3 separate regions of the Mus musculus genome follow, and all the other regions are linked to region 2. Evidence: chromatin loops called from intact Hi-C (ENCODE). Cell type or tissue: left cerebral cortex. All regions are shown on one strand. Each heading gives the region's core, and the rest is flanking DNA. Links, peaks and the distances in the headings are about the cores only.

Region 1 (5,382 bases), core at 125-5,124, 120 kb after region 2:
AGGTCAGCTTTCCTTTATATAAGATGTAATGAGGTTTGCCTGTTTTCTATTTCAAGCTCTTTTTTTTTTCCTGGAGAGAAAGCTTAATTGAAAATAATTGCAATCAAAATGCGCCTTCATTTAAACATCATATGCTTCCTTATGAAGAGATTTCTAGAGTGGTAAAGACCCTCAGACTACAAATAATCCACCTGTGAAATTGACAGCAAAAGCTGCCGTCAGACCTGCCACGGTCAGAAGGCGGGAGCCCTGCTTTGAGTTCCCAGTGAGGAACTGCAGCCTGACAACAACTCCAACCTAACTTGGAAGCTTAGGCTGTTACAGCCCAGCCTTGGCCAACCATAAGCAGCCAGGCTCCAGCCAATCTCAGGCTTCCAGCTGATCGGACCACATCCCAACAAGGCAAAGGGTGGAGCAGGAACCAATCAGCCTATTTCTGTACTTCCCTTCACCATCTATAAATAATGTCTGCTGTTCCGGAATTGAGCTAGCTGGACCTTTTCTGGTTCTAAGTTCTTTCCGGCTCATGATTCGTTCTTAACTCAAATCTCTCTGGTAAGTTTAAAATAGCAAAAAAGGGTCCCCTTCAACAAATCTTAAGTTGAAATAGAGTATCTTCTTGTAGCATCTTATTCGGAGTAAGTTATATAAGGCACATATTTAAGAAAATATCATCAAATGAAACCAAAGTGAATTGGAAGGAATGAATGCAGACAGTAGTGGTGCTCAGGCTGCAAGGACTGGTGAGATGGCTCAGCAGGCAGAATCTCTTGCTACCAAGCTGATTACCTGAGTTCCATTCCGATGACCCACATGATGAAAGCAGAGAACCACCTCCCCCAAGTTGTCCTCTAACCTCCAAAGCCTGCTGTGGCATACACATCCACTAACATAAGCACACCTACATTAAGAATATGTAGATTAAAACAAAATTTAAATCAGTTTTTTATAAATAGGCAGAACTGAAAAATATCTTTAAAAGCTGCTTCCTAAGCAGCCGAACAACCTATCCATCCCATGGTCTCAGTGCTGGGAAAAGCATAAATACACAATACTTATGGTAGGGTTTTGTACAATCTCATACAAGTACAGCTGAAACCCTGGATGAAACCAATGACTTAAAGAAATACGATTTAGCAAGTGGATTCAGGAAGTCTACACAGATGACTTGTATCTACATAGATACGCTTGGAAGAAGCTGACAGAGTGTTTTAGGTGTACCCTTCAAACCCGCAGCGGTCCTAGTCCCAACTCAGATGCTGAGGCAGGAGGCTACTTGACCTTGGAGTTTGTCAGTCTAGACAACATAGACAGTACTGTCCCAAATTAGTGCTGATCAAGGCCGCTAAATCATTTTAGAATAGAAATAAAGAAGAAATGCCATGACACGCAATCTATGAAGCTAACATAATATGACCATTAAAATCCGACTGAAGACAACATAGAAATTATGGAATAATACCTGCCTTGGTCACTGTTCTATTGCTGAGAAGAAACACCATGCCCAAGGCAACTCTTACAGGAAGAGCATTCAATTGGGAGCCTGTTTATAGTTTCAGAGACATAGTTCGTTATCCTCATGGCAGGAGGCATGCTGGCATTGGCAGGTGCTGGAGCAGTAGCAGAGAGCTATATCCTGGTTCTTAGACAGATGAACGGACAGATGGACAGGGGAGAAGAGAGGGAGAGGAGGGAGAGAGCACATGCGTGAGAGAGCATGACTGGGCCCACTATGGCCTTTTGAAACCTTGAAGCCTACCCCCAATAGCACCAGCAAGGCCACGTCTCATAATCCTTATAATCCTCAAAAAGTGCCACTCCCTGGTGACAAAGCATTCAAAGGCCACCACAGTACCACTTACATAATTGTGGCACAGCTCCAAAATGGTCCAGTCATGTATTAAAACAACATAATGACAATTTAAGGAATGCAAGGTGCCTTGATGCTGGGAAGCCTTCATACAGCACAGCGGCAGGTCAGACGAGAACAACCATCTCTATGGACACGGCTATTTAACTTGAAACAGTGACATCAAAAGAGAATCATTAAAAAGCATGTGGCATGATCCTCAGTGGGATGGGTTGATTGTATCTGGTTGAGGACCACAGCCAATGCTCATACGAGTCTCTCCTCAGTTAAAGCTCTGGGCAAACACCCTTACAGACATACCCCGAGGTGTGTCCTCTAGGTCATTACAGACCGGGTTGGGTTGACAGCAAAGATTTACCATTACAGGGACACCAAGGTGATAAAGTGTAGATTGATAACCTGGCTATTTTAAATGTAGAATATAAACATGTTCAAGATGCCACAAGAAGAACAAAAAGACAAAAGGTAAGCTGGGGGAAATATTCTGCTTAACAAAAATTAAAAATGCAATCTTTGTAGAGCCAGATGTGGTGACGTGCATCTGTAGCCCCAGAGCAGAGACAAAACACTGAAGCTTGCAGGCCACACACATGTCATAATCACACATTTAACCAATTAAATTACGTTAGGAAACTAATTTCTAGCATCATTATTATGCTCTACAAGTTTATCATTAGTCAAGTCAGATAACCCTTGCTTGGAACTAAACTCCACTTGTAATTTAAAATCAAGCTAAAATTGTGAGCATATTACATTAAAATCCAACCCAAGCACAGTGCGTGGGATAATTGTGCTTTTCATAGTCAGTGAGCTAAGTCAATCTAAAAATTGCTAAGCAGGAAATGAGAACACGTTGGGCTGCCCGTGTGGTCCACACGCCTGAGTCAGCATGTTTCCAAACCAGCCTCCGTGTAGCACACCGGTGTCGTGTGCTTTATCACCACCAGGATTCATCACCTTCAGCGCTCAAGGTGGCCTTTAAAAAAAAAAAGGCACGGCTCATTTGAAGTTACATTTGAAGACAATGTGGTTCTTCCTAGATATAATTAGATGAACGGACTCTAGACCTAGTAGTTCTTCTGTAAGAAGAGAAACATTACATATGGAAGTGGTTTTGGGGGGGAAAATGATCACATTTCCCAAGCAGTTTTTAGAAAGTGTGACTGGTTATTGCACCTTTTGCACTGTTCCAGCGATGGCTCCCATTGGGCCAGTGAAGGATTGAAGAAAAGACACACACACACACACACACACACACACACACACACATATCAGGCTCAGGGGGGCTGGACTTTGTGATTGAGAAAACATATTCAGAGGAAGCTGAGTATGTTGTTTATATACAGAGAGGCAGGGTCACTACATACAGCTGGGGTTCATATACAGATAAACAAGGAGACAGCTCTGTAGGGAGGAGTGTCTTCAGGTCATAAATGTCCACGGGGAGAAAGCTATGGTGACATCCTCTACACACACTGCCAACATGGACCCTCAGATCACCTAGGAAGGCTTCACCATTCTCTGAAACTCACCCTGGGCTGGGCAGGAGTGGGGAGGCTCTGTCATTCTCAAGACGGTGCGGTTTTAGAGCCTTTACCATGGCGGTGGCTTACAGGAAGGTGATGCATCACTTGTCTGAAAATATCTCATTGTTATGTTTCATTCTTTACATTTTAATTGCCACCACAATTACATTTTTATTCATTTTGATGGACTAATCTAAGAAAAATGTCAAACTACATATACATTCTTTGACATATCAATACTAAAACTTTATATGAAAAATTTTATGTGAAAATTTATAATATGAAAAAATAGGAAAGAAAATGAAGAGTAATATTTTAAGAGCCATGACATATATTTATATTCTAAATACACAAATACCTCCTATATCAATCAGAAGAATACTAACAGCTAAATTAAAGAATACTAGACAAAAAAAAAACCCAAGGTTATCAAAAGAAGAAACTGAAATGGTCAAAAATACAGTGAGCAGTAAAATAGTTTATGTGCTAGTTACTAAAAAACATAGAGCAAAGCATATTAATAAAGATAAAATTATAAAATCTGAGGTTTAGTAAAATTGCCATCAAACTCATATACTGCAAATATAAAACAGCTACACTGATTCTGAAATGCCCTTTGACAACAAATACGGGACCTAAAAGAGTGGTAATCTCACTTTTTAAAATGTAGTGAACAATTAAAAACAGACTCACACAAAGTACTTTAAAGTGTAGGGTTGGGGATATAGCAAAGTTGGTAGAGCTGTTGCCCAGTGTACAAGGAGGTGGTGTCTTTATTTAACCTTAGTGTGCATTGTCAGTTCTCCCTGCATCTCAAACGGCAGGAAAAAAATGACTTTAAGGAATCATCTTCTGTAATTTAGTGGGGCAACAAGAGAAGCCTGGGGCTAGTGTGATATTTTTGCTCTTTCTGGGAAACACCGTTTATCTCCTTTGTAGATGTTTTGTAGGTCACCTCACAGAACCTTGAAATTTCAAAGCATTGTCAGGCCATGTCCTGGGTAATATTCCTGGAGGGGTTGTTCCTTTCCTTGTGCATCTGCAGACTCTTTTCTTCATGTAGAAAGTGTTCTTTATAGTCTGTATTCGCTCTTATCCCTTTGTTGGGTTCTCTGATTTGTGAGCACCAGTTATTCTTTTCTGTTTTCTTTTCTTTCTTTTTTCTTTCTTTCTTTCTTTCTTTTTTTTTTTTTTTTTTTTTTTTTTTTTTTTTTTTTTTTTTTTTTGGTTTCTCTGCGTAGCCCTGGCTGTCCTGGAACTCACTCTGTAGACCAGGCTGGCCTCGAACTTAGAAATCTGCCTGCCTCTGCCTCCCAAGTGCTGGGATTAAAGGCGTGCGCCACCAGTTGCCTCTTCTCTCTCTGCTGTGGAGTCTCCTGTGTAAATCCTCATTATGGATTTCACCTATCAGAATCAAGTCTTTTCAAATTGTCAGTGTGGATTGAATTCTCTGATTATATTTTTTTTTATCAGTCACGTCTTTTATTTGTAACGTATTTCTATTTTAGGGTTTCCCTTTTCAATTTCATTTAGTATGTGTGTACACTTATGTATGTGTTCGCTAGTGCATGTGTATGCATGTGCATGTGTGTTGCCATGGCACATACAACCCTAACCTAACCCTGAGAGTCAGTTATTTCCTTCTACCGCCTGGGTCCCAGAAAGGCAGCTCAGGCTGTCAGGTTTGGTTGCTCTTACTTGCGTAACTGTTGGCTTTACCACCCAGCCTCTTTGTTCCCAGAAATAACAACTCTGAGACTTCTTATATATGAGTCAATGGCGAGGCCATAAGCTTGGGCCTGTTCCCCGAATAGCTCATAATTTAATTGTCCCATTTTATTCTAGTCTAAGTCCTGTCATATGGCTGGTTACCTGGTCCTCAGTTTCATGCAGCCTTCTTCCTCTCTGTGTCCTGGAGAATCCTCCATGCTTGACTCTTTCCCAGAATTCTCCCCACCTCTGTGCTGGAACTCCCACCTCTTATTT
Region 2 (5,382 bases), core at 101-5,100:
ACAAAAGTCCCTCCCGCCCTCCGCGATTCTCACATCCGGGAAAAGGTCTGCGGCTTCTGGGACCGGGGCGCTGGGACCTGTTCAGAGCCCGGAGCTTCGACAGGACCTGGGGATGGCGTTCGGCGTCGCCTTCATGTCGCTCGGCTCTAGCGACGTGGCACGGGAGGACAGCCCGGGCCTCGCCCTGCGCGGTCCCCGAGGCCCGGGCGCGCGGCGTGTGCGGGGCGAGCGGGCGGGCGCGGGAGGGACGCCGCAGCTCGGCTCCCGCAGGCGCCCATGGCCCCGCCGCGCCCGCCCCGCCTGCTGCCCGCGCTGCGCGCCCTGCTCTACTGGTCCCTGGTGTACGGCTACTGCGGGCTGTGCGCCTCCGTCCACCTGCTCAAACTTTTGTGGAGCATCGGTAGGGCGCCGGCGCAGACCTTCCGCCGGGCGGCCCGGGCCAACCCTCCGGCGTGCCTGAACGACCCCTCCTTAGGGACTCACTGCTACGTGCGCATCAAGGTGAAGGCCGACGCGGGCCTGGAGACAGGGGAGGGAGAGGGACGCGGGTGGGGAGCCCTGGAAGCCGCGGTGCCTAGGGCGCCGGGCCGATTGTTCCTAGATGCGTCCCGATGGCTGCGGGCACCCGGAGGACCCCAGGGGGAGGCAGGAGGGACCTGGCCAGGGGCTGTTCCGCGGGTCAGTATCATGGCTTTCCACTCTCTCCTTAACCTATGTGTGTGTGTGGAGGGGGGGAGGTGCGTGTTTCAGAACGTGAAATTTCTCTAACTGGATCCTCCTCCTGCTGAAGCAACTCAGAATAATTCTGCTCCCTCTCCTACTGCAAGGAGAAGCTATCTCCTGTTACCTTTTTTGCCTTTTAGGGCTCAGATCAGTTGCAGGATAATGCTCCTGGCGGTGCCCTGCTGTCCAGATTTTGAGATGGAGGGAGTGGACAGTTCTTTGGAAAGTCATTTCTAATCTCAGATGACCTAGGCAGCACTAAAGGATAAGAAATGGTTTGTGTTTGTGAGGAAGGAAGTAGGTGCAAAAAGTCAAAAATAGGAGAGAATGGAATACAAAGTAGGTACCCACTTCTTAATAAAGCTCCATTCTCTGTGCTTAAATAAAAGTGTCAACCGTGCCAACAGATTTTCATTGTCCGTCCTCGTCCAAGCTTCTGTCACAGCCCACAGACGGTCTATTTCCTGATGCCAGGTGGTGGAGTGATACAGTCTCTGTGATACGACCTACAGTCTGACTCACAAGCCTTTCAAAGGCAACATACAAGGAGATATTTGTGTTACTGAGTCCTGCCTGACGTTTAATCAGCAGCTAAACTCCCCAGCAACTGGGATTCAGAAAGGCAAAAGGAGCCTGAAACTGATGTGAGAATTAAGTATGTTCATGTTTCGAGAAGAAGGAGAGGAGGAGGAGGAGGAGGAGGAGGAAGAGAACCACAAAGAAAAAGAGAAGAAAACATAGGCCAACGGACCTATAACTTAGTATAATTTATAATTCATCATTATAATTATCAACCTGGCATATACCCAGTGCGATAAAATCTTTATTAAATCCAATCTGGTGGCCCTGGCATTTTATTCTTCCAAGACTCACCACCACTAAAATAATTTTTAAAAGATAACAGCCAAGTCACATTTGTTAATTCTGTCCAACTTAAGGATGAAACACAGCTTATGACTCTTCCTGGATTCCTCAGAATTACTCTCTTTTCCCCTCAAAAGCAGAAGGAAGAAATAGTGGTGACTCTAGTCACCTGTATACTTCATTCCTCTTAACTTGTTTATTTAGTGACGCCGGGGGACACATTGGTCATGCCAGGCGAGTGCTCTGCCACTGAGCTACATCCTTAGCCCGCTCATGACTCCCATGACCTTCATGACTTATGTGACTTACTTGGACCTCATTTAGGGGAAGGGACGGCAGTGCTGGGGACTGAAGCTCGGGTCTCATGCTTGAAAGGCAAATGCTCTGCCACTGCTCTGCAACCTCAGCCCTTGGGCCTTGTTTTCTTAGTAAGGTGGTGGAATCAAGGGCAATGACACGCCAGAGACAGAGTCCATGGCCAGCTTTGACTTGTGCTGTCTTCCCCTCATACTTGCAGGGATTTAGCTTTTCTCTCTTCCTTTCTTGTCTATGCTCCCATATCCTTGATGTCTGCAGCATTCTTCTCTTGTTCCCAGTCCTTTCCTTTTCTGGGGTTAGTCATCTCCCAAATGTGGCGTGAAGTCTTGGGCACTGATATAGTCCACTGTTAGAAACACAGATGTGACAGAGGGAGCAGGCAGGAAAGGAGAGCGTATATGAAACACTCAGATCGCAGTGTGGGAAGGAGATGCCTAAAAATAAGAGAAGGGGGTGTGAATTACATAAGTGATACTGCAGCTCTTGACAGGCAACTGAGGAAAAAAAATATGTGAGATACACTTTGCAACATTGAAATTCAGATCAGAATTATTTATGTATCCTGCAGGGGATAAAACGTCACACCTCACAAAGACGAAAGCTACATTGTAACATTGCTCCAGAAGCTCAAAATATATACACAGACCTTGTAACAGAGCAAGTAAGGGGTATTCCAAAGGGAATACCCACAAAGGTGAATTAGTCCCTTTATTCTATTGATAATATGTTGTTAATATTTATTTCTTGATATTAAAGTAATTCAAGCGAGAATGTTTTTAGTAACAGGGAAATACTAAATGTCTTAGTTTGATGTTGCCTGCTATCACATACTCCATACTCTTCCACTTTCAGGACTCCGGGTTAAGATTTCACTATGTTGCTGCTGGAGAAAGGGGCAAACCGCTCATGCTGCTGCTTCATGGATTTCCAGAATTCTGGTAAATTTACCAACTAACTTGTTTCTTTCGCATTAACACTTAAGATTCTGGCTCAGTTCATTTGATGCTGCTGTAAAGGAATAGAGTTTGTTGTTGTTGTTGTTGGTGGTGGTGGTGGTGTTTTTGTTATTGTTGTTATTGTTTGTTTGTTTGTTTTATTTTGGTTTTTGCTTAGTTCTGGAGGCTGGGAGGTCCAAGATCAAGATCCGATGTGGGCTGCCATGTTGAATGATCTTATGATAGAGGGTGGAAAGGCAAGAAAGCAACAGAGGGTAAATTAGAGGTTACTCCCATGAGGTCAGATCTAACTCTATTATGACCACGGTTAAATGTCATAGTTTTACAGGGGCAAACATTCTAAATGTAGAACTTATCATGGAATCCCTTTCTCAAAACGGCAGGCAGATCATTTCACAGGGTGAAATCTCCTGAATGTCCCTGAAGTCACAGCAATAGTTTTGCTCCTAATCTAAAAACATACATACATATACAACCACCCTAATTTTTGGAGATCAGCTGTTGCTGTGTAGCCCAGCCTAGCTGTCTTAGTTTGGGTTTTGTTGCTGTGAAGAGACACCATGACCAAGCAACTCTTATATAAAGGACATTTCATTGGGGCTGGCTTACAGTTTCAGAGGTTTAATCCATTAGCATCATGGTGGGAAGCATGGCAGAGTCCAGGTAAACATAGTGTTGGAGGAGCTGCAGACCACAGAAAAAAACTGTGTGTCACCCTGAGCTTAGCCCCAAAGCCCACCGTCAGAGTGACACACTTCCTCCAGTGAGGCCACATCTCCTAATAGTGCCACTCCCTATGGCCAAACTTTCAAACACAAGAGTGTATACGCCATACTATTCAAACCACCATACTGGCCTTGAACTCATACCCAAGCTCTCCAGTCTCCCAAGTGCTAGGCTTACAGGTGTGCACCACCATCCCTAACTATGCTTTTTCCTCTGAAGATTAAAAAAGTCTAAAGTTTCAATTTTCTGAAATTTCAAGTTATAAATTGAGTCAGGGAAAGAGCTGAAGCAGAAACCCTGACTTCCAGTCAGTGGTAGACTGCTACCCGGAACCGTAAGATGAAATAAACTATTTCCTCCCCAAGTGCTACGGTCCAGATGTTTTATCACAATGCAGGATAGTCAAATAGAAGAAGGACCCTATGTATCACTCAACAACATTTCTGCAGAGATGCTGTGAGAGTAGAATCAAATTACCTTCGTATCACCCCAGCCAGTACTCCAAATCTGTCCCTTAGGGGCCTGGGAAGATGTCACTGGGTAAAGCAGCCACTGCTCAGGTATTCGAGCCGGGCGATCCAGCATCACTCTGGTCTCTGCAGGTGCCTGCACATACATTGCAGACAACCACACAGACACAAAACTAAAGAAAAGTAAAAAGAACACAGTAATTTTTAAAATCCAGAAGCACCATATAGTAATGTGCTGTGTAGATTTAGCACTGTTACCCGAGACAGCTGAGAAGCAGCAATCTATGTACTTACTATCAGGGCAATAGTTAATGCATGCTATCACACGGGACACGAAAGCAATAGGATTCTACATCTGCCAGGGACACAAAAGCAATAGGATTCTACATCTGCCGCCTTAAATCCAGAGGAAGTGTTAGAGAAGATAACACATCTGTGGGAACTTTAGCTAAATCAGCCCAAAATATGGCTGTTTGTCAAAGGATTTTTTTTCTCTCTCCCTCTACCTCAATTTGCATCTCTTTTAAAAATATTTCAAGCTGACCCAGGCAATTTCTGTGAGTTGCCTCCATCTCCAGCTGCCTGGGATGCTTGTGTAAACACTCCCAGGCAGAGACTCACTCAGAGGCTCCTCATCCTGAGCTCAGCACAAAGGAGGCAGTGGTGTCACCTTTTCAGAGGAGGACAGACAGGATGCCCAACACCGCAGTGTCCTGCCTGGGAAACCAGGATCCTGAAATATGCTAACAGAAATGATAAGGGAAGAGGTTGTCTTGGTGTTTGCTTTTCTGCATGATCTCTGCTATTGTCTGAAACGGTCAGAAAAGCTAGGCGTGCTGGCAGCACATGTCTGTGTTCCCAGCATGGCGAGGCCAAGACAAAGGAGCCTGAGGCCAGTTGGGTTTACATAGCAGTACCAGACTTGAGCTGCTAACAAGATCTCATTTCAGGAAAACAACAAAACCACTGCCAACAAAACAACAACAAACAAAACAAAACAACCCCCCCCCCAAGGGTATGAAAATAGTCTTGTTTCAGTGTGGTAAGGGTTGTTTCTGTGATGTGCGACAGGGACAATGTTTTGTTACTGCAGCCATTTCTGTTTTAGTTTATGGCTGAAATGTGAGTCAAATATGTTACTATGTATGTATTCCAAAAAAAAGGATATTTACAGTTATTCTTTACAGACTGGGAGGAGCTGAGTAGGTGCTTTCTGTGCAAGCACAAAACCCTGAGTTCAAGCTCCAGGACCCATGTAAAAGAGCCAGGCATGACACTTAAAACCTCAGCTATGTGGAGGCAGGCGCACACAGGTCACAGGGTTC
Region 3 (5,382 bases), core at 125-5,124, 190 kb after region 2:
GACTAAGACAAATTGGTACCAACATAGTGGGGTATTCCTGTGACAACCTGACCTTGTTTTGGGGAGGACTGTGGAAGGACTTTGGAACTTTGGGCTTGAAGATCCATTCGTTGTTAAGAGCTCTGTCAGATGTTGTGTAGGAGCTTGGAAGATAATGTTGAGAACAGTGCAGAAGATGTAGGTCTGGCTTGTGAAATTTCAGAGGGAAAATTAAAGCCTCTTTTCAGGGCCACTGCTGTTTTTGATTGTGAAGATTCTGTAGTTCTGGTTAGCTGGGGCTGAAGAATCAGCTGTGATTAACAAGATACCAGAACTACTAAAGCAAAAACTTTGCATTACTGGGACTATTGATGCTGGTTAGCTGGAGCTAAGAAATTAGCAGTGATTAAAAAGAGACCAGCATCTTTGAGGTGACATCTTCTGGGAAGTGTTTTCTGAAAGCACAAAGATGCTGTGTTCCAGAGATGGCCAAGGTTGTACTCCTGCTGCAGCGGGACTTGGTAATATGTAAGGGTCACCCAGGTGGTACTGGTTTTGAAGGCATGAAGGGGTCACACAGAGCAGCTGAGGCGTGGCACTGTGAGAGGCCATGGAAGGCCATTGGTGAAGGTGCAGCCTCAGTTGCAATTGACGGCCCAGGACTGAAGGGGTCATGCAGTGTTTTGGAGATGCCAGTACCATGAGATGACCACCAAGAGCAGCAGCAGTGGAGTACAGGCATCTGGAGCCTAGAGGATGACGCGTGTGCTTCAAAGGGCATGGCTGGAGAAGTGACCCAAGCCCTTGGAGGAGCCCAGAAGATCTTGAGTTGGATCCCAGACATTGGATGGTTGGAGATTGATTTTTGTTTTTGACTGTGACTGTGCCCTGATATTTTCCCTCTTAAAGGAAGAAACTATTTTAGTGGAGCCCACAGTTAAGAGACTTTTAATTGTAAAAAGACTTTGGATTTTAAAAGAGATGGATATCTTAAAGAGATTGAAATTTTAAGAATATGTAAAGACTTTGAGACGTTTAAAGTTATTTAGACCTTGGGGATGAATAAGAATGCAAGGGTTGAGGCTTACTAGTGATGTGTTTGTGTGTCAAGTTGACAAGGGGTCAATTGTACTGGCTCGTTGTGTCAACTTGACACAGCTGGAGTTATCACAGAGAAAGGAACTTCAGTTGAGGAAATGCCTCCATGAGATCCAACTGTAAGGCATTTTCTCAATTAGTGATCAAGGGGGAAAGGCCCCTTGTGAGTGGGACCATCTCTGGGCTGGTAGTCTTGGTTCTATAAGAGAGCAGGCTGAGCAAGCCAGGGGAAGCCAGTAAAGAACATCCCTCCATGGCTTCTGCATCAGCTCCTGCTTTCTGACCTGCTTGACTTCCAGTCCTGACTTCCTTGGTGATTAACTGCAGTATGGAAGTATAAGCCGAATAAACCCTTTCCTCCCCAACTTGTTTCTTGGTCATGATGTTTGTGCAGGAATAGAAACCCTGACTAAGACACAGATAAAAATTAGAATTATCCTAATATTTTAATGATTGGCTTTATTCATTTTGGCTTTTGAGACGGGCTCTCATGAGGAGGCTTAGGCTGACCTGGAAATTTCAGGTCCTCTTGTCACAGCTCCTGACTGCTGTCTATAAGCATGAATCAGTATGGCTTAAGGAGTGATCTTGAACCTACTGTACCAGAGAAACTTATGAAAACAATAAGAAATTTAAAATTAAAGACTACTGGGACTAGAGAAATGGTTTGGTAGATAAGAGCAAATACTATCCTTGCAGAGGACCTGAGTTCAATTCCCAGCACCCAGATCAGGTGGCTCACAACCACCTGTAACTCCAGCTCTGAGTGGTCCTAACGCTACGGCTTCCATGCCAGGCACTTATACTCATATATACCCCCTACCAACACACATAAACAGACATGTACATGATTTAATATGCTTTTAAATACAATTTACTAACGTTTACCTTCATACATATGCATGTGCCTGATGCCCATTGTGGGCCAGAACAGGGCCTGGGTTTTGAGAAATGAACCCAGGTCCTCCGCAAGAACAAGTGCTCTTAACCACTGAACCATCTCTCTAGCCCCTTATGCCCCTTGTGAGCGAGGGTCTCTCTCTCTCTCTCCATAGCCCAAGCTGTCCTGGAAATTTACCATGTAAACCAGGCCAGCCTCAAAATCAGAGACCCCTCTGCCTTTGCCTCCCAAAAGTACTAGGATTGAAAGTCACCACCACCATCATCATTATCATCTAATCTACTTTCCTGATTTTTTGATATTTACAAGTCAAAAAAGAAGAAGCAGAATTTAGTTAAGATAAATAACATGAGTGACCACAAAGTAAAGATACTCTATGCCCTTCCCATATATTTAAAGGTGTTTTCGGAGAAGTACTTACACATCTTTTTATTATGCTCTGAAGTTCCTCCACAGCCATTCCTAATTATTTTCCTAATTTTGATGCTGTAATGAACTAATACAAAAAAACCCAGTTAATTGTGTGATACCATGTAAATTATGTTTCATAAACCGTTTCATTCTGAATTATTAGACAACAAACACAATGTAAAGTTTTATAGGTTAACTGCTATTACTGAACGTTACTGTGTTAGCCTAATGAAGCATTTTTAAAAGCCCCTGATATAATGCCTAAAGAAAGTAATTTTTAAAGAATGACGAGTAAAAAAATAAAAAGAGCCCTAGAAAGAACTACTAGAAAAGCCTTTGTTTAAAAGGAAAACAAAAATCCAAATTGTGGACCTGGAATGAAAAATCTAATCATTAAGTAATTTTTTTAAATGTCCCATTGACAAAAACTGGAATCCAACATAATTAAGTCACCCAAAGAAGTTGAAGATTCCGATGCCGCCCACCCCATTCTCCACAGGATCTCCCTCCTCACATAAACAATCGTCAGTGAGATCACCGAGTATCACGAAAAGGAGGCCAGCAGCGAAGGTCCTTGCCCCGCAGGCGCGAACAGGAAAATCACACCCTACCGCGCCTGGCTGAGGCGAAGGGAGGCCATTTCTCCCTGCTCCTGCAGGGCAGGGTGTCCAGGCTCCAGCACCTCCAGAGGCCGAGCAGGAGAGCCGCGTGCGGCGCAGGTCCTGTTCGGCGAGCCCGATCCGCCCGACCCAGCATGTCTACCTACCCGCCGATCCACGCGCCTGCCTCTTGCCCTCCTCCTCCTTCTCCACTTCAGGTAGCGCAGGCCGCACTCCTGGCCCCGCCCCCGGACCGGACCCTCCCCCTCCGCCGCTCGCCCCGCCCCGCCCTGGGCCCGCCCCCTCCGCCGCTCGCCCCGCCCTCCCTGGGCCCGCCCCCAGCCCGGTTCCGGGCGAAGCGTGAGGAGGTAGATGTGCTGTCCCGACCCCCTCTTCTGACCGCATTTCCCCATGGCTGACTCTGCCGTACCTTGCTCTCTAGGCCCAAGTACCCGGGCTTCCAGCACCCACCGAGATGCTACCGGTACGAACAAGAGCCACCGTCCCAGGCTGGGACCCTGAGACCTTGGTTTGAGTACCACGCACGCGCGGGCCTCTTTCTGAGGCTGCGCCGGGGAGAGCGAGAACTCCGGGTGGATGAGGCCCAGAGCTTCCCAACGCAGGCTGTCCTAGTGCCTTCGGGGGAGGAATCCCACACTCTTACACAGGGGTTTTAGGATCTACCCGTACGTGGGAACAAGTGGCCAAGGCAGGTGGTGGTCAGTTGCCTTGAACCTTGGATTGCTTTGATATCTGGTCTCTGAGGTCTCAGACTCCTCTCTTTAGGCAAGGGAACAAACATTTGGGAGACTGAGCAATGTTTATTCTAAAGGAACCCAGTTTAGAGAGTGTTTTAAAAGCACTTGATTAAAGCGCATCCGATGAGAAAGAGTCCTCGAAGAGACTGCCGTCATGAAAATGTAAAATGTAATTAATTTACAGAAACAATTGAATTTGCTTCCTGTTTAGCCCCCCCTTTTGTTTTTGTTTTTCTGGGGGGGGGGTTGTTTTTCTTTTTTTGTACACATCGAAGTTGGAAATGAGATGTGTGAGAGAAAAGGAAATGGTGCCTACAGTGTGATATTTGGGGACTACTCTGCTACATCAAATGCATTGGCACTTGACTTTTCTCTCTTCAATTGTAGGTACTAAACAGACCCGAGCCCTGAAACGAGGAGATGCATCTAAAAGGTAGAACCACGTGGGCATCTGCATTTCACTTTGCTTTTATCTCATTAATTCAATCTGATTTGGTTTTTTTTTTCTTTTCTTTTTTTTTTTCTTTTCTTTTTTTTTTTTTTTTTTTTCTTTTTTCTTTTTGGTTTTGGTTTTTTTGTTTTGATGTTCTGTTTTCTGATCTTGCAATCTGGGAATTGAACTTAAAGACTTTGTACATTCTAATGAAGCTCTTTGTCTAATTTACCGAGCTATACTCCAGCCCAAATAGTTTAAAAGCATAGTGCATACCTTTCTTGAGAAAATACTGAAGACTCAGGAAGCACTGTCGATTCTCACGTAAGACTGCTCTGTCCTTCAGCTGTAGGAAAACCAATGTGGAGGCTTAGGCTGTTGGAAACTATCATGAACACCTGTAGAAAGTTCTGGGGACATAGTTCCTGAATTAACCAATCTTTCCCATTTCTTCAGGTACACTATTACTGTTGTATGTGCCAAGCTCGCTGAAGCAGGTTCTTTCTTTATCACTTCAAGGCACCTTTTGTCTTCTGGGTTTTTTGTTCTGTTGTTGTTTTGTTTTTCTTTTCTTTTTTCTTTCTTTTCTTTCTTTCCTTCTTCCTTCCTTTCTTTCTTTCCCCTCCCCCCCCCCTTTGGTTTTTCGAGACAGGGTTTCTCTGTATAGCCCTGGCTGTCCTGGAACTCACTCTGTAGACCAGGCTGGCCTCAAACTCAGAAATCCGCCTGCCTCTGCCTCCCAAGTGCTGGGATTAAAACCGTTCTCCACCACTGCCCGTTTTTTTGTTTTCTTTTATTTTGTTTTTGTCTTCTTTGTAACGTTAAATAGGAACTTAAAAACAAACCAACCAAAAGCATCCTTTACAGTTTAGAGCTTCCAAAAAGTCATGGCCTCTCGTGTCACAGAGGAGATAGCTAGAGCAAAACTCATCTGAAGAGACTAACATTCATCACTTCAGGACTCACCGACTCTTCTTGCAAGATAATTTCCAAATACAAGATCGTCTGTATTTGAGTTAGGCCCTTAGGATGTGTTGTTGAACAAGTCGGTTTTGCTCACAAGAACTGAGCTTCCACTTCCGTATCACTGCTCATCACGGAAGGACAGTCAGGTCAGGAACTCACGCAGGGCAGGAACCTTGGGGCAGGAGCCGATGCAGATACCATGGAGGAGTGCTCCTTACGGGCTTGTTGAGCATGGCT

Evidence for each region. Hi-C counts contacts between places; a loop is a spot of excess contacts. Peaks named below come from ENCODE experiments on the same cell type or tissue, not always from the same donor. Only the 100,000 strongest peaks of a DNase experiment are listed, where the experiment ranks them.
Region 1: it touches region 2 in a loop (5-fold over the local background); 2 of 42 quality-filtered maps call a loop at or near these places.
Region 3: it touches region 2 in a loop (3-fold over the local background); 2 of 42 quality-filtered maps call a loop at or near these places.

Annotation. Positions count from the first base shown.
Region 1 is chr5:107,521,752-107,527,133 of GRCm38, forward strand. No RefSeq gene overlaps it. Among named protein-coding and RNA genes, the nearest start is that of 1700028K03Rik, 10 kb to the right of the region's middle. In left cerebral cortex, for the core only: CTCF peaks have their summits at 2,801 and 3,001; DNase peaks (open chromatin) are centred at 369, 1,258 and 2,702; H3K27ac peaks cover 2,502 bases.
Region 2 is chr5:107,403,275-107,408,656 of GRCm38, forward strand. Ephx4 (epoxide hydrolase 4) reads left to right here and starts at 239. Exons shown (of 7, transcript NM_001001804.2): 1 at 239-501; 2 at 2,758-2,843. The coding sequence starts at 277. It overlaps Gm17202 (a long non-coding RNA gene), which reads right to left. Exons shown (of 5, transcript XR_389494.4): 3 at 1,897-2,339. In left cerebral cortex, for the core only: a CTCF peak has its summit at 2,483; DNase peaks (open chromatin) are centred at 439, 1,201, 2,312, 2,785 and 2 more places; H3K4me3 peaks cover 3,476 bases; H3K27ac peaks cover 5,000 bases.
Region 3 is chr5:107,594,389-107,599,770 of GRCm38, forward strand. It overlaps Glmn (glomulin, FKBP associated protein), which reads right to left and starts at 3,251. Exons shown (of 19, transcript NM_133248.2): 1 at 3,156-3,251; 2 at 2,400-2,474. The coding sequence starts at 2,438. Rpap2 (RNA polymerase II associated protein 2) reads left to right here and starts at 3,308. Exons shown (of 13, transcript NM_144911.3): 1 at 3,308-3,472; 2 at 4,134-4,179. The coding sequence starts at 3,400. In left cerebral cortex, for the core only: no CTCF peak of the experiment used is centred there; DNase peaks (open chromatin) are centred at 3,210 and 3,507; H3K4me3 peaks cover 1,757 bases; H3K27ac peaks cover 1,051 bases.